2 separate regions of the Homo sapiens genome follow, and region 2 is linked to region 1. Evidence: read pairs that join two places in POLR2A ChIA-PET (ENCODE). Cell type or tissue: MCF 10A. All regions are shown on one strand. Links, peaks and the distances in the headings refer to the core of each region. The heading gives the core; the rest is flanking DNA.

The links. ChIA-PET counts read pairs that join two places held together with the same protein. Peaks named below come from ENCODE experiments on the same cell type or tissue, not always from the same donor. Only the 100,000 strongest peaks of a DNase experiment are listed, where the experiment ranks them.
Region 2: POLR2A ChIA-PET joins it to region 1 with 15 read pairs; 18 of 35 experiments call an interaction of 5 or more read pairs at or near these places.

Annotation. Positions count from the first base shown.
Region 1 is chr1:151,938,526-151,943,909 of GRCh38, reverse strand. All of the region lies in intron 1 of LOC124904421 (a long non-coding RNA gene), which reads left to right. Among named protein-coding and RNA genes, the nearest start is that of THEM4, 32 kb to the right of the region's middle. In MCF 10A, for the core only: no CTCF peak of the experiment used is centred there; a DNase peak (open chromatin) is centred at 2,359.
Region 2 is chr1:151,998,689-152,004,072 of GRCh38, reverse strand. No RefSeq gene overlaps it. Among named protein-coding and RNA genes, the nearest start is that of S100A10, 7.5 kb to the right of the region's middle. RefSeq lists a silencer at 4,806-5,100. In MCF 10A, for the core only: a CTCF peak has its summit at 2,177 (motif pointing right); DNase peaks (open chromatin) are centred at 2,232 and 4,922.

The sequences.
Region 1 (5,384 bases), core at 98-5,097:
AAAATAAAAAAGAAATTCTGATCACAGTTCCAACCAAGCACCTGTATCATGTTCAAAACAGGGAGTCAGATGGACTTCAGCAAAACAAACCATAAAGCCACATTATTTGCAATAAATTCACTAGTGCAGGGATGAATGATTCTGTGGAATGAGACCTAATTCCTGTTGATTTAATTCACAACTCCCTTCAGAGAGAGGGGTATAGGCAGCCATCAACCTCCTCATTGTCCCTTGGAAATTTCTAAAAAGGAAGGACGTAGGGTAATAGTCTGGGAAGAGATGTGGCACTTGGGCACTTGTCTTGCCCCTCATTTGCAATGGCAAAAAAACCACTATTTTACTTGGAATGAATATTTATTGGGGAGTGGGGTGTCTTTGTGGGAGTAAGGGGCTGAAGTCCCCCAAATTGCTACTTGGTTCTTGCCACTTTGCTCATTCCCTACTAAATGACAGAGTGTTTAGTTAAATCAAATATTTACCTTAATTATGTTTTAAGATTATTTTGAGAATTTCAAACATTCCTATTCTTCCCTTCCCCAAATAAGATCAACGAGGCATCCTTGGAGTATTTTAAAATTAGACTTTTCTAGATGTATTAGAAAAAGGAAAAGACAAACCATAGAAACGTTGTTTGACCAGAGCCATCTTCCTGATTCAAGGACTTCCTTTTGAGTATGTAACTGAATGCCCTGATATGACAGGCATGAAAACACATTCTTGTTCACTAGCTTGAAACATTTCTGATGAATGGGCCTAAATGTTTCCGGTGAATGGCTAAGATTACTGATGCTCTACTTCAGTTACAGGAGTTCTTAGATGATGTGGTTAGTAATGCTCAGTATTGGGTTCTTGCTTTTCTATCTCCTCCACATGAGAAGGACTTGACCCCTGCTGGCTCTTATCATTGCTATGTGCAGTTATTGGGTAAGATGTTCTGTGTGCCAGGCACCAGTCAGTTCAAATGCCTTTGAGCTGCTGATCACAAGTACTTAAAGAGAGAATGCCCTTGGAGGTAATCCCTACCCAGTTCCTATCTATTGTGGCCATATAGGAAAGAGGGCAGAGGATTTTTAGACCTTCCCACAGTTTCAAGAGAAGCCAAAAATTCAGGTTGTTATAAGAAATCTCCTGAATTTAAGGTAGGCAAATTACTAAAATGTTTTTAAAGAACTACATGGGCCGGGCGCAGTGGCTTGCGCTTGTAATCCCAGCACTTTGGGAGGCCGAGGCGGGAGAATCACGAAGTTAGGAGTTTGAGACCAGCCTGGCCAACACAGTGAAACCCCATCTCTATTAAAAATACAAAAATTAGCCGGGTGTGGTGGCATGCACCTGAAGTCCCAGCTACTCAGGAGGCTAAGGCGGGAGAATCACTTGAAACCAGGAGGTGGAGGTTGCAGTGATCCGAGACTGCGCCATTGCACTCCAGCCTGGGCGACAGAGTGAGACTCTGTCTCAAAATAAATAAATAAGAACTGCATGGACGACCAAGCATGTAGAGACCCCTAATTCATAAACTCTAGCCACTGATGGCACCCCCTGCACATTTGCTTCAGACCTTTAAAGTTGGGTGACCTTGGAGCACACGTGATCTTTACTGCTTGTTCCATCCAATCACTTGCCTTGGGTACCCAATGTTCTTGTTGTTGTACACCCATCCTCTCATTTCATTCTCCACACCTACAACACTATGAGTTAGGAACTAGTGTTATCTGCCTTTACAGATAAGAAAACTGAGTCTTGAGGAGCTTAACTAATTTACGTAAAGTCACACAGAAAACACACAGCAGGGTTTTGTCCTGGGGGAGCCCTCTGTTCTGAGCAGGGAGTTCCCTATTTCCTCCAGCCCTAATGTCCTAGGATTCCACTGAGCCCGCCTCTCAGAGTAGGGAACTAAAACATCCAAGTTCAGTGTGGTCAGGTGTCTTCCACTCAAAATATGAAATTTATTTAATTATTCTCCTTTAATAAGGGACAGCAGTGTTGAAATTTTGCCCATAAATATCTAAAAATAGTAATTTTAAGAGCTATTAGAAGTGTTTTCATGCCATGGGTTCGAATTCCTAACTTGCAGAACTTGGCAAAAGAGTGCTATGAGTGGATGCCAAACACAAAGGAGGAGTGTGGGCAAAGGTATGACATAAGGACTATGGGATTTTTGTTGCCCTGTTACAGTAGTGAGAACTAGAGGCTGCAAAAAGAGGTGGAAAAATCTCTGTGGGCATTCACCAGAGCCAGTTTTTAAGGATTACTTAGAACAGTGTATAGTTACCAAGCAACTGTAACCAAGTTACTATATTAGTGGTGAAAATACAATACATACACTTACACAATCTTTCCAATGAATGGCTCCTGACTCATTTTCACCAGTCCTTACTGTCATCATTCACAGACCTGGAGCAGCTATGATATTGTCATTTCTTCCAGTGAGCCAGACAGGGGAAGAAATACTATGAGAGAGAGAGAGAGACTGTGTGTGCGTGTGTGTGTGTGTGTGTATGTGTGTGTGTGTGTGTGTGTTTAAGTGAGAAACAGGCAGGGCAGCTAGAAAGGGAGTCAAATGACCTTGAAAAAGACTGTGTGTGTATGTGTGCGTGTGTGTGTGTGAGAGAGAGAGAGAGAGAGAGAGACAGGCAGGGCAGCTAGAAAGGGAGTCAAATGACCTTGACCGATTTCCCCAGCAACAGGCTTAGTCAGATTCACTTAGGATACACTAATAAATTTTATTTAAATCACTGTATTTTTGGGGAACTGATTCAGGACTGCCCAGCTTCTACCATAACAGAGTGGGGTGCAATGGTTACTTACACAGGCTCTGGCACCAAACTGCCTAGGTTTGAATTCTGATTTCTTTACTTACTAGCTTTGATTTCATGGATGAGTTACTTAACCTCAATGAGTTTTAATTCCCCCATCAGTAAATTGGGAATAATAATAGACTCTAGACTATAGGGTTTTTGTGAGGATTAAATGAGTTAAAACAGACAAAATGTTTAGAAGAGCATATAACACATAACTAGTGGTCAACAAATGTCAACTTTATTATTGTCATCTCTCCTAATGAAAATCCCAGGTAACTCAAAAATGCTGACCCACTGACCAATGATTCTCAACCGGGATGATTTCACTTCTAGAATGAGTCTTAATTTTTTTTGGTTGTCACAATGACTGGCAGGCACTGCCAGCATTTTCTGGGTAGTGTTAGGGTTACATATTAGATGTTCTGCAATCCATGGGTCAGGGCAATGGTAAACTGCCCCCATGTCCTACACAACTTTATAAATCCTCTCAGTCTTTATGTAAGTAAAAACACTGTTTATGATTATCTGAACCTGGAGCCTAATTTCATTTTACATATAAACACAAAGCATTTTTGTACAGCATAAATATTACCAAATTTTCCAGGAATGCAACTGTCATGTAAATCAAGTAAAACTAAACTTCATGTTGTTTGGAATGTTCCCAAGAGTTGTTCACATTTTGTAAAATTAGATAACTAACAACAAATCTGATTTGCCAGCATAATTAATCTGTATCATCCAGTACCTGTAGTTATTGCAATCACAGTGATTCTGTGTGTACTTGCAAGAGTCTTATTCCATCATTATGTCTTCTAAGTAGCTATGTTTGAGAAATTACATATTGGAATTAACAGCATTTTTTTTTTAGGTTATAATAGCCATATTCTTTATTACTTTATTGAGATATAATTTACATGCCATAAAGTTTACCCTTAAAATATACAAGTCAGTGGTTTTAATAATATTCACAAAGTGGTACAATCATCATCACTTTCTTGAAATTAACAGCATTTTATCATAAATTACTTCCCTTTTATTTCTCATTTACATGACCATTTGGTTTTTTAAGTTAGGCAAGTATATGCTACATTATCTGTGAACTTCATTTCAGGAGAGCAAAGGGAGCATTACAAAATGTTTGCTACAAAAAGAGGATGTTGGACCATTATGATGGAAGGACATACTTACAGAGCCCACGTTGTAAAGGGAATTCAAGGCTGGGAGCAGCAGCTCAGCCTGTAATCCCAGTACTTTGGGAGGCTGAGATGGGAGAACTGCTTGAGCTCAGAAGTTCAAAACCAGCCTGAGCAAAATAGTGAGTCTTCATCTCTACTAAAAATAAAAAAAATTAGCCAGGCATGGTGGCACAGGCCTGTAGTCCCAACTACTCAAGAGGCTGAGGCAAGAGGATCACTTGAGCCTGAGGAAGTCAAGTTTGCAGTAAGCTATTACTGTGCCACTGCACTTCAGCCTGGGTGATACAGCAAGACTCCATCTCAAATAAATAAATAAATAAATAGGACATTCATTAATTGCCAGATTGTACAAACAGGTAAATTCCTTTTTTTGAGACAGAGTCTTGCTCTGTGGCCCAGGCTGAAGCGCAGTGGCACAGTCACAGCTCACTGCAGCTTCAACCTTCCAGGCTCATGTGATCTTCCTACCTCAGGCCCCTGAGTAGCTGAGACTACAGGCACATGCCACTACACCCAGCTAATTTTTGTATTTTTTGTTGAGTCATGTTTCACCATGTTGCTCAGGTTGGTCTCAAACTCCTGGGCTCAAGTGACCCACCAACCTTGACCTCCCAAAGTGTTGAGATTGCAGCCGTAAGCAACTGGGCCTGGCCAGCTAAATTCTTTAACTAGTAAAATGATGTTAAAAATGTCAACTATGTTAGTACTCGATGAGGAAGGCAGAATAATGCCCCCTGCCCTGCAAAGATGTCCATGTCCTAATCCCCAGAACCTATGAGTATATGAGGGTACATGGCAAAAGGGAGCTAAGGTTACAGATAGAATTAAAGTTGCTAATCAAATGACCTTGCAATAGGAATTATCTAGGTGTGCCCAATGTAGTCACAAGAGTCCTTAGAAGTAGAAAGGAGAGGCAGAAGAGTGAGAGCCAGAGGAAGATGTGATTATGAAAGTATGGCACAGAGAGATGCAATGTTGCTGGTTTTGAAGATGGAAGGAGACACTAGCCAAGAAATGTGGGTGGTCTCTAAAAGCTAGAAAAGGTGAGGAAACAAGTTTTTCCATGGAGCCTCCAGAAAGGAACATAGTCCTGCTGACACCTTGATTTTAGTCCAGTGAAACCCAGTTTGGACTTCTAATCTACAGAACTGTAACATAATAATATATTTGTGCTGTTTTTCTTTTTTATTTTTAAATTAATTTTTTTTTTGAGACAGGGTCTTGCTGTGTTGCTCAAACTGGAGTGCAGTGGTGCAATCAAGGCTCACTACAGCCTTAACCTCCCAGGCTCAATTGATCCTCCCACCTCAGCCTCCAAAGTAGCTGAAACTACAGGCACATACCACCATATCCTGCTAATTTTTTTTTCTTTTTTGTAGAGGCTGGG
Region 2 (5,384 bases), core at 199-5,198, 60 kb before region 1:
GGGGCAAACAACTTAAGACTAATCACAAAGCAGGTTGTTTTCACCTAAGAAACCCCACCAGCAGCTTAGCAGCTTAGTCTGCACCTTCCTTCCCAAACCAGTGCTCCTCCCTGCATTTGGCAGGCACCAGAGCACAAGGTGTCCAGGTCTGAAAACTTCTGGCAGTTCTGCTCCTTCCTCTCCCTATGGCCAAGAGCTCAGTAGCAGTAGCCTGCAGATTCTTCCTGTTCTTTCTCTCAAATCTGTACCTTCTCATCCACCCTTGCCACCATCATTCCAGGGTGGGCCTCCCTCATCTCCTGGCCCTCATTTTCTCCCAGCTTCACCCCATTCTCACATCACAGCTGCTCTCTCCTCCACAGCTGGCCGTGGTCCCTCCCTCTATGATTTCACTGTGTCTACCAACACAGTGATCAAAGGAGAAGGAGGCTGGGAAGAGCTGAGGGCTATAGGATGATCTCTGCTTAAAGACACAAGCGGCTCCAGAGACTGGTAAATTTTGAGAGAGAATCAGAAGCCAGAAAAAAAAAGCTTAGGTTTCATTGCAGAGTGGTCAATTTTTTAGCCTGGAATTCAAAAGCATCAATAATCTAGCCCTCATCCCTCACCCAATCCCTCTTTCTAGCCACTCTTGCTGTTCCTCCAGTGTGTCCTGTGCATACTCCCCTTGGCATCTTCCCTCGTGTTACTCCTCCCCCAGGACTACTCTTCTCTCAGCCCCTGTCCCATATGCTCAATCAAGCCTATCAAATCTGACCCAACCTACAAATCTCACTTCAAATCCTATGTCACCCATGAAGTTATTCTTAAGAGTCCAGCCAAGAGGGAGCCTGCTGTTCTGAAGTCCCCCGTGCAGCACTGCCCACACATGCTACCTCACCTCAGTGCTGGTTGTGAACACTTCTCATGTTCCTGCCCAGATTGTGGTTATGTTCCCAAGCAGCTGTCATCGCTGTGGTTCTACCAAGAGTAAGGCAGAGTCGGGTGGTGACAAGAGGGGAGGCTTTGAGACTAAGCTTATCTGGGTTCCAATAGGACTATATCAATGCCCTTAGGGAAGTTATGTAGCCTCTCTGAGCTTCCTTTCCACATCTGAAAACAGACTGGCTATCTATTTTACAGGGCTTTTGTTAGATTTACAGATAATATACATAAACCACAATAATTATTACTATAATCATAGCACTAATCGACCTAAAATATTTCTTGGAGTGATCATAAGAAACAAATAAGATAACATATGAGACAGAACTTCATAGAATATAAAATTATTGTGTTAATTTTTAACAAGAAGACTTGGAGTATGTTTGTGGGGGTTTTTTTGTTTTGTTTGTTTGTTTGTTTGTTTGTTTTTGGCAGAGTCTCGCTCTGTCTCCAGGCTGGAGTGCAGTGGTGCGATCTCGGCTCACTGCAACCTCCGCCTCCTGGGTTCAAGTGATTCTCCTGCCTCAGCCTCTCAAGTAACTGGGATTACAGGCATGCACCACCACACCAAGCTAATTTTGTATTTTTAGTAGACACAGGGTTTCACTATGTTGGTCAGGCTGGTCTTGAACTCCTGACCTCAGGTGATCTGCCTGCCTCGGCCTCCCAAAGTGCTGAGATTACAGGCATGAGCCGTGTCCAGCCCATTTGTGTTCTTCTATCAAATGGCCATATGTTGGTCATATGACCATACATTGGTCACATGATACAAGACCTCACAGATGCCCCACTAATTACCAGCCAGTACATCCTCCAACAGCTAAGCACTTTAGCTTTCAGAATATCTGTGCTCAAAGCTGTTAGAATGAATTCACTTAAAAGTCAACCAATAAAACTGGTGGAATCCTATGCTCAAACTGAGGTTTTGGTCCATATGGTACCAGACACTAGTTCAACTTAACAACCTATTTTCACCTATATATATATATATATATATATTTTTTTTTGGCGTCTTGTACACAGAGCATTACTTTTCTCACTGCTCAAGCCCAGAGAAATGCTGCCAAAAGCAAGAGAAAATGGGGTAGGATGTCAACCTAAATCACAGCCTCCATCTCAAGCCAACTAGGTAATCTTTCCAGCCCCATATTCAATCCTCTGGTTTCCAGCCAAGGATTTCCTGCCTGGGCCACTCAAGAGAAAGTAAACCCCACTGTCAAGCTATTCCCACTGTGGCCACCAGAGGGTCCCACAGCATTAGCTACAAAGCAAGAACACACCCTTTCCCAGTAAATTGTCCATTTTAAATATTTCCAGAAAGCCTTATGGCAGCCTCCCCAGCTTTCAGCCAATAGGACTGCCCAGAAACCCCAGAGCTAGCTGCTGCTAACATTGTTGAGGCGTCAGTTCATACCAAGCAGCCAGCATTTCACAAGGGGTTTGAGTCACTGGGGCCCCACAGAGTCCAATTTCTGTGGGTCTGAGCTCTCCCCAGCCACATTCCAGTATCATCAATGAACAAAGAGTATCTGTGGCTTCAGTAACTGTTTCCCTTTGACACAGCATCCAAATGTTTGCCTGGAACACCACTTGCTCTCAAGTTTTAATGAAGAGAGGAGAAATGCACCCTATCAGTCTGGCAGACCACAGTCCATGATAGGCAGGTCATGTCTTGCAGAGTTCTCCCCGAGTGCCAAACACTGGGATTCAGACAAGCTAGCATTCCGTTCTGCCTGATCACTTCACTGAAGGTGAAGAGTAAGTTGTCTTCTCCTTGGAAAAGGACATGTCCAAGATCACACAGCTAATGAGGGGCAGAGAAAACGTGATTTCCTCCCAAGCCTGTCTGAAACTCCAGAGTCTGCACTTACAACCACTATATTACATAATTGTTTTATTTTTTCCATTACCAACAAAAAGGGTTGACCAGATCCCTGTAGCTCAGCTGTACTCCCTCTCGGCCTCATCCCATGTCACACTTGCCTTGCTTCAGACACACTAGTGGTTTTTCAATTCCTCTAACAGACCCAGCTTCTCCTCATCTCTGGGCCTTTTCATGGGCTTTTTCCTCCCCTTAGGACACTTCCTCCCACCCCTCCTTTATTTGCAATCCTAGTTTCTCTTCCTCCTCTAAGGCTGGATTTAAGTATCCCCTTCTCAGAGAAGTCTTTCCTGATTTCCTACCTAAAATGGGTCCCTTCAATTCTCTCACTCAGACTCTTGATTTCCCATGATGGCACTCATTATAAACTTACCAAATTTTTGTATTAGTTTCATTTTCCCCTCTATTTCTATTTTATTTGCCTTCCTGAGGTAGGAGGTGGGACTTGATGCCAGAGGCGGAGCTCAGACACCAGATCAGATTGAGGACTAGCTAAAACAGGGCTTGGGCAAAAGCAGCTTTCAATCAGACATGCCCATTAGTGTGCCATGTCAATTTACCATTGCCATGGCAATATCTGGGCAGTTACTACCCCTTTCCATGGCAATGCCCCAATGACCCAAAATCTACTACCCCTTCCCTAGAAATTTCTGCATTAAACCACCCCTTAATCTGCATGCAATTAAAAGTGGGTTATATAAATACAACTGCAAAACTGCCCTGAGCTGCTGCTCTGTGCCTACTGGGTAGCCCTGCTCTGTAGGAGTACTCATGGAGCTATAACACTGCCTCTTCACTAAAGCTGTTTTCTTCTACCTCTGGCTTGCCCTTGAATTTCCTAGGCAAAGCCAAGAACCCAGTGGGCTAAGCTCCACTTTGGGGGTTGCCTGCATCATTTCCCACTATAATGTAAGGCCTGTGAGTGCAGAAATTTGTCTTAGTCATTGACATATCTCCAGGACCCATAACATGCCAGGAATTAGTAGGTACACAGTAAATATTTGATAGATTATAATTGTTAGAATTTGCAGCTCACCTGTAGGAGAAGACAGGTGGTTTTCGACCCCAATCTAACAGCTATCCTATTTTTAAAAACAAATTTAAAAAGCTACACTTCTTCAGCTTCTGCAGCTCCAAGAGATATGTTAGCACAGCAAGCACAGCCTTGGTGGAGTCCTCCCAGTACCCTAGACAGAAGTCTGCTGAAAGGCATTCACGAATCACACACACTAAAAACCCTGGGTGACAGAAGAGCCCTGTTTGGCTTCCTGACAACTGCCCCTCCACAGAGTGGGAGATCACACAGAGGAGGTGGGGATCTGCCTTCCAGAACCTGCTGCTTGCTGAGCTGGATGGCTTCAAGTTCATTAGATGGTTCAGTCTTTTCCATCATCCCAGAAGATAGGTGGAGACCCAGGTTCATAGTGGTGAAATGAATTGCCCAGAGCCATGCAGCTAATAATGCCCTTTTTCACATTCTTTAGCGGCTCTTATTACCTTAGGAAACTCCTTAGCAGAATATCTCAGGCACCCCAGGAAAGACACCTTCTCTCAAGACTCATCCCCATCCAAGACTCTAAAGGACGCTGCACTCTCCTCATGCAGAACAGCAGGTAGTTCCTGGCACAGACATAGTACCTCACAACTCCATCAGGCACATGCCTTTCCCTCCTGTCTGCCCCCACACAATGGGGCTTATTCCTACTTGTCCCTTAAAATCCACATAAATAAGTGAAAAAAGATAGGTCCTGATAGAAACATATCATAAGGAAACAAACATGAGGGCAGATATATTTATTCAAAAGTAGTCTCTGATATATAGTTAGCTTTGACAGTAAAAAATTAGAAACAACCGAAATGTTCAAAAAAATATGGGAAATGTTTAACAAATTATAGGATTTCCCTATTTAGGGGCTACTAATACAGCCATACCTGGGTTGGTTGGTTTGTCTTCCTTTTTGGATTGCCAGCAAAAAGTCTTGACCAGATCACTGTAAATCAGTGATTCTCAACTGAGGAGGCAGGAAGAAGTGCTAAGACTCCTTCCCAAGGTATTGCAATTGGTAGGTAAAGTTTATACAACTATGATTCATGCTGTTGACATGGTGTCTGGGCAGACAGAATGTTGAGCTGGGTTTTCACAGGTTTCCATGTGGTACAGGGCACAGCTTGATACACATCAAGAAACAATGACACTATGCATTTGCTAAGACCTGTGTGAACTTTGCTTCATAAGTATCTAAAAGAGTGACCAGGGCAGTAAGTAGTTCTGCTCAAACAATGACACTATGCTGAGGTGTCATCAGTATAATAGTGTAATTACTACACATGCAAATTAATCCTTTCAAATGTGCAGCCAAAAATACTAGCACTCAATACCAGCACTTTGTTAAGGTTATGCTGTAGCAAATAAACATTCAAATTCCAAGGTTCTTTCTCACCCACATAGCTAGTCCAATGAGGATGTTCCTGCTCAGCAAGTGATTTTCCTCCATACAGTGATTCAGGTACCCAGGCTCTTTCCAATTATGACTCTTCCATCCTTAGAGCCTTGGAGTCCTGTCAGGTGGAGAGAAAG